2 separate regions of the Homo sapiens genome follow, and region 2 is linked to region 1. Evidence: chromatin loops called from intact Hi-C (ENCODE). Cell type or tissue: IMR-90. All regions are shown on one strand.

The links. Peaks named below come from ENCODE experiments on the same cell type or tissue, not always from the same donor. Only the 100,000 strongest peaks of a DNase experiment are listed, where the experiment ranks them.
Region 2: a loop joins it to region 1, with 2.6 times the contacts of the local background. A loop is called at or near these places in 16 of 110 quality-filtered maps.

What each region holds. Positions count from the first base shown.
Region 1 is chr9:14,418,965-14,426,964 of GRCh38, forward strand. It overlaps a transcript of NFIB not described here. Among named protein-coding and RNA genes, the nearest start is that of TRH-GTG1-6, 11 kb to the right of the region's middle. In IMR-90, no CTCF peak of the experiment used is centred here; a DNase peak (open chromatin) is centred at 4,937; H3K27ac peaks cover 561 bases; H3K27me3 peaks cover 3,309 bases.
Region 2 is chr9:14,362,533-14,370,532 of GRCh38, forward strand. It overlaps a transcript of NFIB not described here. Among named protein-coding and RNA genes, the nearest start is that of NFIB-AS1, 49 kb to the left of the region's middle. In IMR-90, no CTCF peak of the experiment used is centred here; a DNase peak (open chromatin) is centred at 3,689; H3K27ac peaks cover 190 bases; H3K27me3 peaks cover 704 bases.

The DNA of each region.
Region 1 (8,000 bases):
TGATCACAGCATTTCTAAATCCATCCCAGTTCCATCCACGGCTCTGCCATGTATCTAATGAATTTAAATTCCAAATGTCTATCGGCAACCTGCAAAGTCACCAAACAAAGAGGCTGGCTTACTTTCAGACCCAGAGCCATCCAAACTGGGCAAAAAAATAGAGGTTTGTTGCACTAAAGTGGGACTGGGGAGCTCTCGGTGCTTTGAAAGGTTTTAATTGCTATGGAAAAAATCCTTTCAAAGATTTTTTTCCCTCAACATGGGCCCCTTGGAAACTTTTCATAGGGGAACTGTAAAATATTTATACAGCTAGCAGCACTGTTAAAAAAAAAAAAAAAAGCAAGAAAGAAAGAAGCATAGCACTGAATGAAAAGCAGACTTGAAGTGAGCCTTGCAGATTCAGGGGACCAGGGAGGGGAGGTTGCTGTGATTCCAACCCCTGGAAACAGGATTAATCCCTACCAACCATGCCCACAGACAGGGCCCACTTCACCGGCATGTGACCTGGCACTTAGAAGCGTCCTGCGTCTAGTTGAATGCTCTGCTGTAGCCATTTTGAAATTTTTGATTTTTGAACAAGAGACCCCGTGTTTTAATTTTGCAACGAGCCCTGTTACGTTACGTAGCCTTGCATGTTACGTAGCTGGCCCAGCTCACAGAACTTCCCCAGGACCGCTGTCTTCAGACATTTCAGTATGGTCCTCCCACCCCTTCCTCCCTGTTGGCTTTTCTTTTGCTTTCTTTTTCTGGAGGTATCCACAACACCGACCCTTTGACAGTCCTCAGTGGCATCTGCTCCACTTCCCATCGGTATGTCTGGCTGGCATACACACTGCCCACGCAGCTTTGTCACCCCAGGACATATGAGGCGAACAATCCATATTCAAAACCCTAGAAAACATGAACCTGAGCTTGTGAATAGACCAAAAAGTATAGAATTTTGTAGTTTAAAGGAACTACAACATTCTTGTTTTGTAGAGTAAATTAGTCCTGGAGAGAGGAAGGAAATTTCCCAAGGCTACTTCATTTATTAATATCAGGTTGGGGACAGGACCTGATATACATGCTGCTAGCTCACTCTGCAGGCTCTATAAAAAGGGTTAAGATGAACAAGTATAGTCCCCAAACTGTCCCCAAACTCATGTGAACTCTGGCTTCAGTCTTTTCTCAACACTTCAATCAACAATGACGTTATTAAAGAGCCGGGCGTGCTGGCACACGCCTGCAATCCCAGCACTTTGGGAGGCCGAGAAGGGCAGATCACTTGAGGTCAGGAGTTTGAGACCAGCCTGGCCAATATGGCGAAACCTCATCTCTACTAAAAATACAAAAATTAGTGGGCTTGGTGGTGTGCGCTTGCAATCCCAGCTTCTTGGGAGGCTGAGAGGGGAGGATCACTTGAACCCGGGAGGTGGAGGTTCCGGTGAACTAAGATCACACCACTGTACTCCAGCCTGGGCAACAGAGCGAGACTCCGTCTCAAAAAAAAAAAAAAAAAAAAAAAAAGATGCTATCAAAGAAAGGCTGGAAAGATAATCATTTTCTCCACACCAACCCCCCAAATATTTTCATTCCTCCCACTCCTTATCTTTTACTGATGAAGATATTTGGTAGCAAAAACAACAGATGTAAATTGCATGACCTCTTCATGGCTCTAGCCTACCACTGATGCTGTCAACCTGGTAACCCTGTAGAAAGGAAGAGAAGAATCCAAGGGCCCAGAAAACCCGCAAAGTGGATAATTAACACCAGAGAAATCAAGATTTGGCCACTTCATCATAGCTAAAATACTAAGGGGCAGGATGAGACACAGTCCCGAAACTTCCTACCAGGGGAAATGGGTTGCAGAATTACTACTATCTCGTCAATCAGGAGGGAACCTCTTGTCTCAAGGCTGACTTAATTGCCATAATTCAATTAACATGCTTCCACTAATTATATAAGCTTTTAGATGACAGTTCAACAGTAGCACCACTGAGAGTAAGCCATTTTTTTTTTCGTTTTTAAACTTAGTCTTAGTTAATTATAAGTAAATTGCATTGGTTTCTTTTTCACATCCTGCCTTCAACTATTTTGTTACAAAATAATATCACATAATTTAAGAGCTCTGGATCTTTGGCAAAAAAAAAAAAAATAAGGCATGTATACCATGTGCAAAACTGTAGCATTCATAAAGAGACAAGCCCCTTCTTTTCTTTCTTCCTTCCTGTTTTTCTTCCTTCATTTCTTTCTAGATGCCAATTCTTATGAAATATTAAATGAGATAAATAACAATCATATTAATTGAAATGAACATCTATTTTATAAATTCTCAGATCTAGAACAATGTCTGGCTCAATACAGATTTGTTAAATAATTATAAATGTTAATTATTGGATGAGATACTTTGGGGCATGGTAGAGAAAGTCTGAGGAGGGCTAAAAGCCCTAAGATCTAATTTAACAGAGTGTATATGTTCTTTCATAAGATAAGATGTAAAAGCAGGAACACAACAAATCAGTCAAAAACTACCTGGAATTTGAAGATACTGAAGAGGAATGCAGAGTATACATCATGAAAATGGTAAATCAGATTAACTCTTCCATTGAGAAAGATAAGAAGATGGGTTTTCAATGTCAGTTATCTTATCTACATACAAATGAAAGTTGACAAATGTAAATTACTTGCTACAAACCAATGGACAGAGGATCCATCACAGTTGGATACATTTCGACAAAGCAAAGGATGCCACACTAGAATTGGCCCAGTGCTAATTTGCATAACAGCAAAGATTCATTTTGATACACCTTTATAGAGTTCATTTTCAATGAAAGTGCATATTCTTTGTACCAAAGCATACCCAATTCTTCTATATTTTCATGATTTATGATTGAGCAGAAATCTACAGGTATGTCAGAAATTTTAATAGATATTCAGGACTCCAAAGATAATTCATGAGAGCAGAATTAGAATTGCTACTTTTTTTTTCCTTGAGGGCTATTTTTTTCACTTTTCTACCTAGCACTTCATTTTACTCAGACCAAAAGTTTCTCTTATGTATTTTGATGAGGCCACAGGAAGTATGAAGAGTACAGAAAAAGTAATTATATTCCCACTAATATAATCATATAAACAGGCTAGTGTTAGCTCAGTTAGTGAGAAAAAGACATTTTAAAGTGGAAGCAGCCACCATGCTATGTAGGGTTAACATGACAAAGGAGACTCCGACCCAGGAAGATGAGAATAACAACTCCCCATCTTCAGGTCTCAGACTGTCAGATCCTTATGGAAACTTTCCTGCCTTTTCCCCAGATGTTAGGCCTCTGGTTATTGGCCACTTTTACTTGTAGAACACTGATCAGTTGAAATTCATTAATTATTAGCAGTCCATGAATGCTTGTTCTTCCAAAAGGCCTGAATGTCCCTGGAGTCCATGTTTGCTCACCATAATGTTTCTGGCCTGGTGCTTCTCTGCCTGCTCTAAGTATTCTTATGGAGTCAGGAAAAGAAAGTAAGGCTCCTTTCTCATTCTGCCAAAGCCCCCGTATTAGCTGGAACTCTTTCAATTGCACGTGATAAGCATCTAGCTTAAATTACTTTAAGAAGGCAATAAGGCTTAAAGGCCAACACACTTATAAAACCCAACCTTGAAAAGGCCAGTCTTGAGACAATATCCTTTCACTTTCCACTCAAGACACTCCAAGGAAGGATTCAGATTGGCTCAGCATAGGTCATGGGTCCACATCTTGGACTAATCTCTTTGGCTAGAAGAATATGGTACAAAATCCACCCAACCAGAATCCAGTGACCACTTCTGCGACTGAGGAAGGTGCAGAGTGCTGTGTTCCCAGCCCTGCCAGCCATAGATAGCCCTGTGTTGTGGGAGAAGTTGAAAGTAGCAAGAAGGGAAGGGTCAGGAGGATGCTGGGCATGTAAAACAAAGATGCACATGGAGGCCCCCAGCCTCCATCTAGAGGAAGATGAAATGTTTCTACAGTTCTGGATTTTCAATAACAACAGCCTTGATATGGGCAGCTTTTATTTTATTTCATTTTTTAAGAGCTATATGGATTCATAACAGTTCAAATGATCATTTCTATCTCTATTAGACCCTTTTGTAAAAAAAAGTATGCCCACATGCCAGTAGCAATATTTAACAATTTAATTCAGAGTGCTACCATTAGTTACTTTTGATTGACTTAGAAAATAATACATACATCATGTTTTATTTTGAGGAAAAGTCTGAGAGTAGTAATCAGATCGGGGCAAAACGTACTCATCTACTTCATTCTTAAGGATGGTTTATTGCTCCTATCCATGGGAGCACGGAGTGACCAGTAATATCTGATTCTTCTGGGACCCCAGAACTCCTTGCTGTTTTCCTGTGTGCTCAGATGTTTTCTCGTGCTAAAGCTATACATGTAAATCAAGCCCTCTTACACAGAGATGTGGACAAGGGGACTGATTTTTTTCTTTATGAGTTATACTTTCAGCCCACATGTGGCTGCACATGAAATATCAATTTTTTCCTCTTTTTTACTTAGCGTGACATCGAGCCTCTTCTCTATTTACACAGGACAGAAGAAAAGTTCGAAGAGGTAAAAGGGTCACTGGGCCCATTATCCTGGCCATCTATAGTTTTCTCCTGCCATTTCCTCTCATCCATCATTGTCCTCCCTAAAAACTCATCTATGTCCCTTGAGTTTTGATTATTTTTCCTTAGGTAATGCCCCTTTTAGGGAACCTATTTGAAGATCATTATATTCTCTGCAAAGTAGTTTGGCCAGAACTTTCCTGTTGATCCCAATTTTCTGTCTACTCAGATTCTGCTTTCCTTGTTCCTGCCATGCAGGGAATATTTGCATTCTTTCTGATTGTGGGGAACTGTGCAGTAATCTTACACCATATGTATTTTTATATTGAAAGTCATGAGATCTTTATTTTGCATTCCTTAACCATGACCCATCATCCATTTCCCATCCTTCACAAGGGCAACCCGGGTCGGCATGCATCTCCACCAGAGAATTCCCAGAGAAGCTCGGGAATTTGGTCCTTTTATCTCTCGCTTTTTTGGCAAGGGGTGGGGGCTGGGTATGCTTGCTTGTTTACATTGAGAGAAGCTCTTTTAAGTTCCAGTCTCTCCAACTGTCTAACCCCCACGTACTCTATGCTCATAACACCGATGCCATGATAGTTTAAGTTAAAAACTAAGCACAGACCCAAGGGAGTAAAGAAGGGGCCTAGATGGGAAATGAATCAGATATTGAAACACTTGTGCCTCAGCCACTCATCTTTTCTCCCTTACAGAAGAAGAAATGTAGTGATGGATGATTCTGGGGACAAAGGATTTTCAGCCTTTTCCATTGCTGTATTCTGCAGAACACTGTTTCTAGGAGATGTGAAAAAAGTGTTCGAGGGTCAAATAAGTTTTGGAAATAGCATATTGGAATTCACAGAACACATTAGCATATTAAAGACTCTGACAATTTCACATTAAATAAACCTGTTTACCTTTGTTTACCTCAGCATTCCCTAAACTTATTCGAGCTTGAAACATTTGCCCCAGTTTACGCGGGGCGACCTGCAGAACGACATTCCTCGGACTACCCAATTAGAAGACAAAGAAATACAATTTTATTATCTCAAAAGTGACAGCCTCTTTGCAGACATTAAGGACAAGAGTTTAATTTTCTTCCCCAGTTATTGTTCACTGCCTGCTCTCAGAGGCTGGAGCCATGGGTCTTATTGACTCAGAGGCAGAGCTCCGAGGGCGGGTTCTTGACATTTTGAGTGAGACAACAGGCAGGCGAAACAGGCTCTATGGAGAGGGAAAGGATTTTTAAAACTTTCTTTAGCTCCAGTTTGACATATCTGGGGATAAGTCTGGTGGAGTGGACAGAATTTTACATGAGGGACATCTAGGCAAGAAGAGGAAGTGGGAAGGAAAGCCCATTTCTTCTAGTGCTGGCAACATTAGGAGGATAATCGTGGCAAGAAAGGGTGGAAAGTGAATTGATCAGCTCTGTTCCAATCTCCCCCCCTGGGCCTTTGCTCTAGAGACAAGGAAGGAGTAGTGAGTAAATATGGAAGTACTCAAGTGCCCAATTCCTACAGAAGGCCTTGGGTTTAGCCGCTGGCATGGACAGCCAAAATAAGTGTTTGGAATTTCATTTTACTGCTCAGCTCTAGGCTTCTCTATGGCGTGGCTGACACCCACACATTCCACAGCAGTCAAGGGCAGATAAATTGTCAGCGAGCCTTGCTTGAGGCCAGATAGGTCTAGTGGTACTGCTCTACAGTGATTCTTAGTGTCACACAGAACCAGGATGAAGAGGCTGACTCAGCCACAAAGGGCCACTAGACCCTGATCAAGATGAGAGAAGCTGGTACACAAGGTCTGCCAGCCCTGCCTTTAGTATTTGTACCAGCAGGAATCGAGGGCAAAACAGGGGCACTGTGTGGTCTCTGACCACTCACTCCATCCTCTACAAGATCATGTGAGCCCTGCTGCTTGCCCAGCTGTGCACTTGATGCCCTGTTGTAGAGATCTGGGGAAAAGGGGCACAGATGATTGAGACATATATAAGGAAACATATATAAGAAACTATATTTTCTCTGCATGTATGAATTTTAGTGTGATTGAAATTTCAGCATTGCTACATAATTTTTTTTTTTTTTTTTTTTTTTTGCTATCCACTGAAGCTTAGATGGGACCACTTAATCTCGAGGTATTTGTTTTCCCTCAAACTGCAGGATTGCCACAGCAAACCCAGAAGTGTGGTACTGTGATTATTGATTGATTGGACCATGGGCTACTTCACTACAGAGACCTAGTTTCATTCATCTTTCTCCCAACACATAGAGTAGCACCTTAATATAATATGCATTCAATAAATGATAGTTGAATGAATGAATGAAATACACTTAGGCTCTGCACCTCAGTAGATGCTCTAGGGGGAACCTCACCTATGGATTCCTTTTGACTAAAGGAAGAAAAACGAGTCTTCCTTGGAGAGTTTGATGACAGCTACCTTTCTTCATAGGTCTATGTCCTTTCTTCTTTTCCTTACCTCTTCCATCTCTATTCAATTACTTTCTTTTTACTCTGCCTTTTTTGGAAATGCGTTGGAGATGGAGGTAGCTGGCAGAATGGAAGAGTGGTCCTGCCATTGAGTTTTCCCAAATCCTCCTAAACTGTCACTCAAGAAGATTCTTAAATTTCTATGGCAATTCTTGGCTTAAAGAAAAAAAATCAGAGCGCTCTGTTCATAGCATGATAATCTTACTAATCACTCCATGATTTTCCCTGTCTTTATCCTGCACTCTGTGCCCTTCCACCACTGTGAGCTCTACAGGCCAGATGCAGGTGGCATGGCTTTGTAGTTTTTATACTCTCCTCTGTGATCCCATGAGGCTTTTCTCATACTTTTATGATGACACATTTTGTTGGATTATAAGTGAACTGATTTGCATGTCTATTTTCTCCTATAGACTGCAAGCTCATTGAGAACCTTCGCTTTCATTGTTGTATCTTCATGTTTTATGGTGCTTCATACAATGCGGACATGTAATATATGTTTGCTAACTGATCAAACTGTATATCTTATGAATCTTTAAAAGCAGAAAAAAGGAAAAACTTACTTTCCCAATGTTTGTAAGTCTTTATATTTTTCTGTCCCAACCAGCTCATCAAGCCTACCAAACTTCTGCCCTTCCTCCAACCATTCCTCTAGCTGAACATGCCAGAATATTTCCAGGAGCACCCAGGAGGACATTCAGAAATAAATCCATTTGTATCCTCCTTCTCTGACTGCTTTGATATGGGCCCCTCCCATATCACATCGCTCAGGAACAGTCCTACTTCCCTGCCTGGGGAACCTCTGACAGCTCCTGAAGATGCAAAGCTCTCAAGTTGTAAAATGGTGCTGAGTTCCCTTCAGACCTCACTGCACTGGAGCCATACTGAGATCCAGCAGAAATATGAAGAAGATTCCCTCTTTTCTGCTTGTGTCCTTCCCACA
Region 2 (8,000 bases), 56 kb before region 1:
GTTTTGGCAGGATAATTCTTCAAGAAAAGGAAGAATACCTGTTACTGCCCTGTGTTTTCTTGGTTTAAGAACTTTTGGTGAGGCCAGGTCCCGTGGCTCATATCTATAATCCCACACTTCAGGAGGCCGAGGCAGGGAGGATCTCGTAAGGCCAGGAATTCGAGCCCAGCCTGGGCAACATAGAAAGACACATCTCTATGACAAATCTGAAAATTAGCCAGGCATGGTTCTGTGCACCTGCAGTCCCCGCTACTTGGGAAGGCTGAGGTGGGAGGATTGCTTGGGCCCAGGTCGTTGAGGCTGCAGTGAGCTGGGATCCTGTCACTGCACTCCAGTCTGCTTGACAGAGTGAGGCTCTGTTTCCAAAACACAAAAACAAACAAAAAAAAGGACTTTGGGTCAGAGTAGCAAGAATTCACTGAGAAGAAGCTAATGAAGCTTAGCTTAAGGGCTTCTCCTTTTTAGGGGCCTCTTCCAAACTCTTGTGCCTAATTTTATATTTGTAATTTTACATTCATTTTATTGAGTCCCTTTAATATAAGTATACACTCTACAAAATGGGGATCTGCTAGAGAAATTGCATCAAACTGAGCTAGAGAAGTTGCACCAAATTTTAGCTCAATAAAATTGTAAAAATTAAAATTAAACACAAACTCTTTGTCTTTTACGGACACTCCCTCACCCCCACTCCTGGCAAGTCACCACTGGGACTGAGACTACTCCGTTTGAGGCCCTGGTTGTCAGTTGTCCTTTCTTAACTGTGGCAGTGGTTCAAAAACTGGCTACAGTTTTCAGCTTTGCCCCTCCTTGGAAGAACACTCTACTGTGGGCTAATTATTACAATGGCTTATAGAATCTAGAGACCAGACAAGTTTCCAAGTGTGCTCCTCCTTTTGGTTAAGCGGTATCATTGTTCCGATGTCAACCAAGTTTTTGTTTTACAGTAAAGTTGATGGATTTGGACTAGGCTTCCATACTTTCCTAAGAGGTGTTTCTGAAGACCCAGCCATAGAAACATTTATTTTTTTCTGATTACGAAAGCAATGGCATGTATATGTGTGTACATATACATATATATGTGCATGTATATGTGTGTACATATACATATATATGTATATGTACACACATAAACATCTTTAAACTTTATAATATGTAGCATAGAAAGTGGAAATCCCCCGTAATCCCACACAGCTGAGAAAAGCAGTTAAAATTTTTTCAAGGCATATATTAACTTTTCACTTATTTTACAAAAAAATGGGATTATACTCTCAACTCAAAAGCATGCCGTTTTCTATCTAGCAATATGTCTTAGACATCTTTCCATGTCAGTTGGTAAAAACTTATCATCTTTTTAATCTTCTATTAAATAGCTCCATGAAATTGTATTGTATGGCTGAACCATACTCTCCTTAACCAATTGCCTATTAATTCACCTTTGAGTTCTTTCCAGTTTTTCCTGTAACAAATATTCTTGCAAACATCATTTTACTCTTAAACATCTTTGAGCAGTTGTAGAGTCTTTCTCTACAGTGAATTCCCAGGAGATGAATTATTATTGGGTCAAAGGGTATGAGTATTTCATTTTTAATAGCTATTGCCAAATTGCCCTCCAATAATTTTATACCCATTTACACTCACAGCCACAGTGTAAGAAATTGTCTGTTTCCCCACCCTCTTAGCAACCCTAAAATCGTGCAATTTGGGAATGTCTGAAGTGAGTTAGGAGTTAACAGGTTCAGCCTGTGGAGTTTTTTTGGCTTTGTGAAGTTTGTTGGCTTTGTGAAAAGCCAACGAAGAGATCAAAAGTCTCTCCCTTTCCTTGATGAACTCCCTGCTCTGGGTGAGCCAACTGCCCAGACAGACATCTAGTTAATGCGAGAGGTGAAAATTCTAATGCTTAATACTAGCGTCTGGCTGGATTTATTAGAAACAATTTGTCTCTGAATGTATAAGAAAATGTGTTAGTGAGAAAATACCTAATAATTATTAAAGAAATAGAAATGGGTCCTTACTTTTTAATATAACAACACATTTCATCTTACAGCATCAGAATGTTTATATCTGCACAATTCTTTGATTTCATTCCTACATTTATTGGATCAAAATAGTTTTAAAAATCTAGTCTTCAAAGGTGTGTGAAAAGTGACCCTGAGCCAGCCCTTTAAGGAAGAGCAAGGTTTGCCAATATCCAGTCTTAAAGAGCACGTTTTGACAGTTACTATGGTTTACCTCTCCAGAATTAGGATAATTGGGCATTAGAATAAAAAGAAATTTTAGGAGTTTTCTAGTAAAAACATTATCAAACTCTGCTCCACATAAAGCCTCAGGGTTGCTTCAGAGAGATGAGAGGGTAATGGAGGAACAAGACAGCAGGGTGATTTAAGAGTTCTTGGTAATCTAACAGCAATTCCACCACATCAACCCCATTTTGATCTGTGCCATATAGTGGGCTGTGTATTATGTTTTCTGAGGCACGTTAATTTCTCATTTTCATTGTCTGTAAAATAGGCCTAACAATAGTTCCAATTTCAGAGTAGTGAAGATTAAATTAAATAACACTACCCATGTAAAGTGCTTAGCCCAGTGTCCTGCACATGCCAAGGACTTAGTAAATGTTGGCTATTTTATCTAAGATTTTGCTCTGAAACAGAATTCTGCTGCTAAAAAATAAATTTCGAGACCACCGTTTATGTTTGTCATCTCTAAAATAAGATGATTATTTCAGATGTAATGGTTTCACATTTTATTTGTTTCCTGCTTCCCAGTCCAATGGTCGTTTTCAGACCCTCTCATTCTTGGACCCCAGTCCAATTTTGCTGAGAATGCTAAAGGCTCTGAGGATAATGTGTCTTCCCACACCCCAGGAGACTCCACTCACCACCAAGTGTGGCCAGACCATGGCTATTCTGTCTGTGTTCCTGTTGATTTGTAGAAGAAAGATGGTAGTACAAAAGTTTTCCCTGCCCTGTGGGATAAGATCCCTGCAGGTAGACCAGGAGGAATAAGCATGACAGTTGTAAAATCTTAGAAATATTACTTAGCTTCCATCTTTTCCATAATGATGAGTTCATCTGAAGGAGTTCAGAAATAGATTCTTATACCTTCTAAGACTGGCTGGATTTTCTATTCTTGGCCAGACGTTTGTTCTAGGAAGAATTCATCCAACAAACATATGCTCTTATCAATTATTTTCTTAGGAAAGCTTGTCCTAGTATAGGGGAAGTTTTTAAGTTTTTCTAATGAATCACAGACATGAGGCAGGAGGGAGAGAGTATCAAGCGTGTTCCTTTCTGACTGATCTAACGTGAGACCAAAAACTATGGAGTAAGAGCAAAACCTCCCAAACTGTACATCTTTTCTACCCAGGAACTCCTTCCATGCCAGTCACTGCTGATGCCTGAGAGCCAGATGTGGGCTTAGGGATCAGTTTCTCTATGTCAGGGCCATTCAGAGTCTGTAGCTGACTTAGGAACAAGTAGATGTAAAACCTAGAATTAAAGGCTGAAAACAGCATTTAATGAAACCCCTCCCTCCAGACGCTCCTGATCAAAGTCTACCCTTGCACTAAGACAATTGATCTACAGTTGCATTATATAAAATTTTGGCAACACTCTGTCCTCATTGCTTTCAACAGAGGCTTTAGGCCCCTGAATCTGGGCATCGTCCCAGAATTGAGATCCAGTTGCATTACGCATACCAGAAGACACACCACCACAGCCGAGGCCCGTGCAACCACTTTCTTTTAACCTCGCGTCTGTGAAAAATTACTTTCCAAAAAATAAGTGAAACCCGATGTCTTCTCCGGGTGGTTATTTTTGCGCCTATGAAGTCAATAAAACTCTCCAGATTTATTAGACAGTCCTGCTGCTGAAGACAAGACCACTTCCTATTCCCTAGCGGATATGTGTGTCTTTCCTTTCTGTAACCTTCTGACCACAGATTTTAATTTTATTCTTTTTTTTTTTCTTCTTGAGACAGAGTCTTGCTCTGTCAACCAGGCTGGAGTGCAGTGACATGATCTCAGCTCACTGCAACCTCCGCCTTCCAGGTTCAAATGATTCTCCTGCTGCAGCCTCCCGAGTAGTTGGGATAACAGGCACGTGCCACCATACCTGGCTAGTTTTTTGTATTTTTAGTAGAGATGGGTTTCACCATGTTGGCCAGGCTGGTCTCGAACTCCTGACCTCTTGATGTGCCTGCCTCGGCCTCCCAAAGTGTTGGGATTACAGGCATGAGCCACCGTGCCTGGATGAATTTTATTCTTTTTAAATTTTTTTCCCAAAAAATCTGTCAGAACCCTCTAGGACAAGTGGCTTGGCCTGCACTGAAATTCCAATCTCTTGCACTGAAGAGTGATGAAATGAACACATTTCAGGCACCTCCAGCTTTTCTTCTTTACCTCCTACTTCAGAGGGCCCTGTTTTCTTTGCATCAGAATCAACAAGAGTTTTGGCTGTCTCTCCTTCCACCACTCTAAACGCTAAATGTAACACTTATCAACAAATTATACTCCTGTAAGAGTCCACTAACCCTGAGTTGATGACCATGATAATGACATTGGATTCAATTCTACTCAGTGCAACAGTATTTACTGGGCCCCTACCCTATGCAGGTGCTCTACTTGGGTATGGGAATGCAAAACTATAGAAGATAATGTGCATTCTTTCAAGGAGTGTCAGGTCTACTAGGGGAGACAAACATGTTAACAAGGAAACATTATTAATTGTGACAGTTTCCATAGTGAACTCAGAGTCTTGTGTGGGTACAAAGACTAAATATGGAAAGGCTAGGAAAGGCTTTTCAGATGAGATGTCTCTTGAGCTGTGTGTTTCAAGATGAGTAGGGGTTCATCAGGTGATCCTGGGGAAGACATGCCAAGCAGAGGGACTAGTAAGTGCAGAGGGATCAGAGGTGTGAAACAGAAGGGCACATCTGAGATCTAAGAAGTTGTGAATTGGGAATGAGGGTCAAAAGGTTGTAAGCAACCTGTGTTCCTCCATGAATATGGGTGTGTATTTTCGTTGATAGGGAAATGCTGAGGGGGTTTAAGCCTTAGAGCAATTGATACATGAGAGGGCAAAGACTTGGAAGCAACCCAAATGCCCATCAATGATAGACTGGATAAAGAAAATGTGGCACATATACACCATGGAATACTATGCAGCCATAAAAAAGAATGAGTTCATGTCCTTTGCAGGGACATGGATGAAGCTGGAAACCATCATTCTCAGCAGACTAACACAGGAACAGAAAACCAAACACCGCACGTTCTCACTCATAAGAGGGAGTTGAACAATGGGAACACATGGACACACGGAGGGGAACATCACACACCGGGGCCTGTCAGGGGGTGAGGGGCTAAGGGAGGGATAGCATTAGGAGAAATACCTAATGTAGATGACAGGTTGATGGGTGCAGCAAACCTCCATGGCACGTGTATACCTATGTAACAAACCTGCACGTTCTGCACATGTATCCCAGGTACCAAACATGGCACATGTACACTTATGTACACCTATGTACACCATGGCACATGTACCAAACTTGGGACATGTATACCTATGTACAAAACCTGCACGTTCTGCACATGTATCTTACGTGTAAAGTAAGTAAAGTAAGATTAAAAAAAAAAAAAAGAGAGACAGAGGGAAACAAGTGGCTGGATGCTGTCCTGAGAGAAATGAAGAGAGCTTGAACTAGGCCAATGTTGAGGGAATGAAGAGGAAGATTTAAGATGACAGCCAAGAAGCAGACATAAAGAGGTAGTAATATGGTAAAGATTTCCACCCCAGAATGACTTTAAGTAGTTTGTATTTCATTATTTATGAGTAAAAATTACTCCTGAAATGCTTTTAAAAGTTGTTTACTTACTAATAAATATTTTTCTGCACTTACTTCCAAAAATGATGTGAGGTAGGAAAAGAACTCTGTAGCTACGGACAGGGCCACCGTGTTTCACCAGGCAGACTGGTTACGGTGCAACTGCACACACAACTCCTTGGAGTGGTACAGAGTGGCAGCCTTGGCCATCTTGAACTGATAAGCATTTCTCGACCATTATCTTTGGTTCAGTCATCTGAATAACATTTAAAGAGATTTATACCAGTGCTATCTTGACTAACTTCAGTTTTGATTATCTTCATGTTAATATGCCATATTATCTCAATTTAACTGGCATCTTCTTTGGATGATGTCTTCTACTCCATTCCCTCATATTTTGGTGCTTTCAGAGAGAGAAGGTGCTTATGTCTGCATAGCTCATTTAGTTTGACAAAGGAAAGGAGATGTAGTATAGCATTTTGGGAGTCAGATGACCCTTATTGTTCCCGTGAACTTGTGCAAGGTACCTGAGCTCAGTTTTCCCAACTATATAGGGACAATATCAATGCCTACCTCACAGGTTTGGTGTAAAAATTAAATGAACCAAGAATAGAAAGTGATTGGCACATATAGTAAGTGACAGGTTTTTGGTACTGTGTATCATGCACTGTGCCTGATACATAATATCTCATTGCAATCTAGTAGTTTTACAGAAAAGGAAATTTAAGCTCTTTGAGGGTAGGGTTTATTTATCATTATATTCCCAGACCCCAGAATAATGTCTGCCTCAAAGCAGCTAAGCGAGGTTAAACAGTAACTCGTCCAAGGTCAAACAGCTAGCTAGTAGTATGACGATCAGCGTTCAGACTTGTGTCTGCATCATTTCAAGCACAGTGATTTCCCAATCTTATTGTATTAAAGAAGATGATGTGGAAGCTGGTCGAAGGGCTGTTCTGTGCCTTCTTTTACTACCAGTTTTCAAATTATCTAATTATCATCGGGTTAGGCTTCTCAGGATAATTAGTTTCCATCTGTATCATTAAAAGTCATTTGCAGAGTATTTCCACAGGGGTCCATCTCATAGCCAACAGTTCTTCCTTCTGGAGCCATGGTTCCATGTTGTTGATGCCTTCTGGGTAGATCTACCTACCAGAGTCTTCAGAAGGTGCTTCAGCTTTAACATCTCCAAGCCAGAACTCCTCAATCAGCCCCACCTCTCCCTTCCCCACACACACCCTCCCAAAGCTCTGCTTTCCCTCATGTCTTGATAGATGGCATTTCCATATATCTGGCACTCAAGTTAGAGATTTTGGACCCAACTTCTACTCCTTCTTTTCTCCTAATTAGTCACCACGTTTTATTGTTTCTACCTCAAAAAAGGTTTTCAAATCTAGCTTTTCCTTTTCATCACAGCTTCTACTCCTTAATTCAGTACTTCACCATCTTTGGCCTGATATATTTGGACAGCTTCCTAATTGACCTTCTTACTTTCAGTCCCTTCCATCACCAGCCCACTGTAGGTAAAATTAGACTCTCATAACCTAGAGCAGATCAGACATTCTCCATCTCTGAAAACTTTGGGGGCTATCTCTTTACCCCCAGGGTAAGACAAGGTTATGTCCTACTGTGTATGACTATACTTAAAACCAATCCCAGGCAGCTTTTCCTGTCACTCACCTTGTATGTTCTTGGCTTTAGCTATTTTGAACCATTCGCCATCTCCAAACACCCAGTACATTTTACGACTTTGTGCCTCCCTTCAAGCAGCTTTCTCTGCCTAGAATAACCTTCACCTCCTTACTGGCTCATTCCTGAAAGCCTAGCTCAATATCACATCCTGGGTGAAGCTTTTCCACTCTTACCCCCATCGGACTCAAGGACAATTAATGGCTCCCTCTTCGCATTTATCATAGCACTTCCAATATTTTTATCAAAGTTAGTTATTTGTATATTAATGGTCTATGGAGCCATAAGGTCAAGGACTACTTAATTCATTGATGTAACCCCAACCCCAACACAAGGGTAGTTAACTGTTTTTTTTAGTCAAGAAAAAATTGTACATTGGCTTTTTAAAAATTAAAGGAATAAGAGTGTAAATGATAAGAGGAAGCCAAATCACGTAGAAGGTGGGATAATAACAGATGTTTGAGAATGCTGGTCTAGCCCACAGTGTAAATATG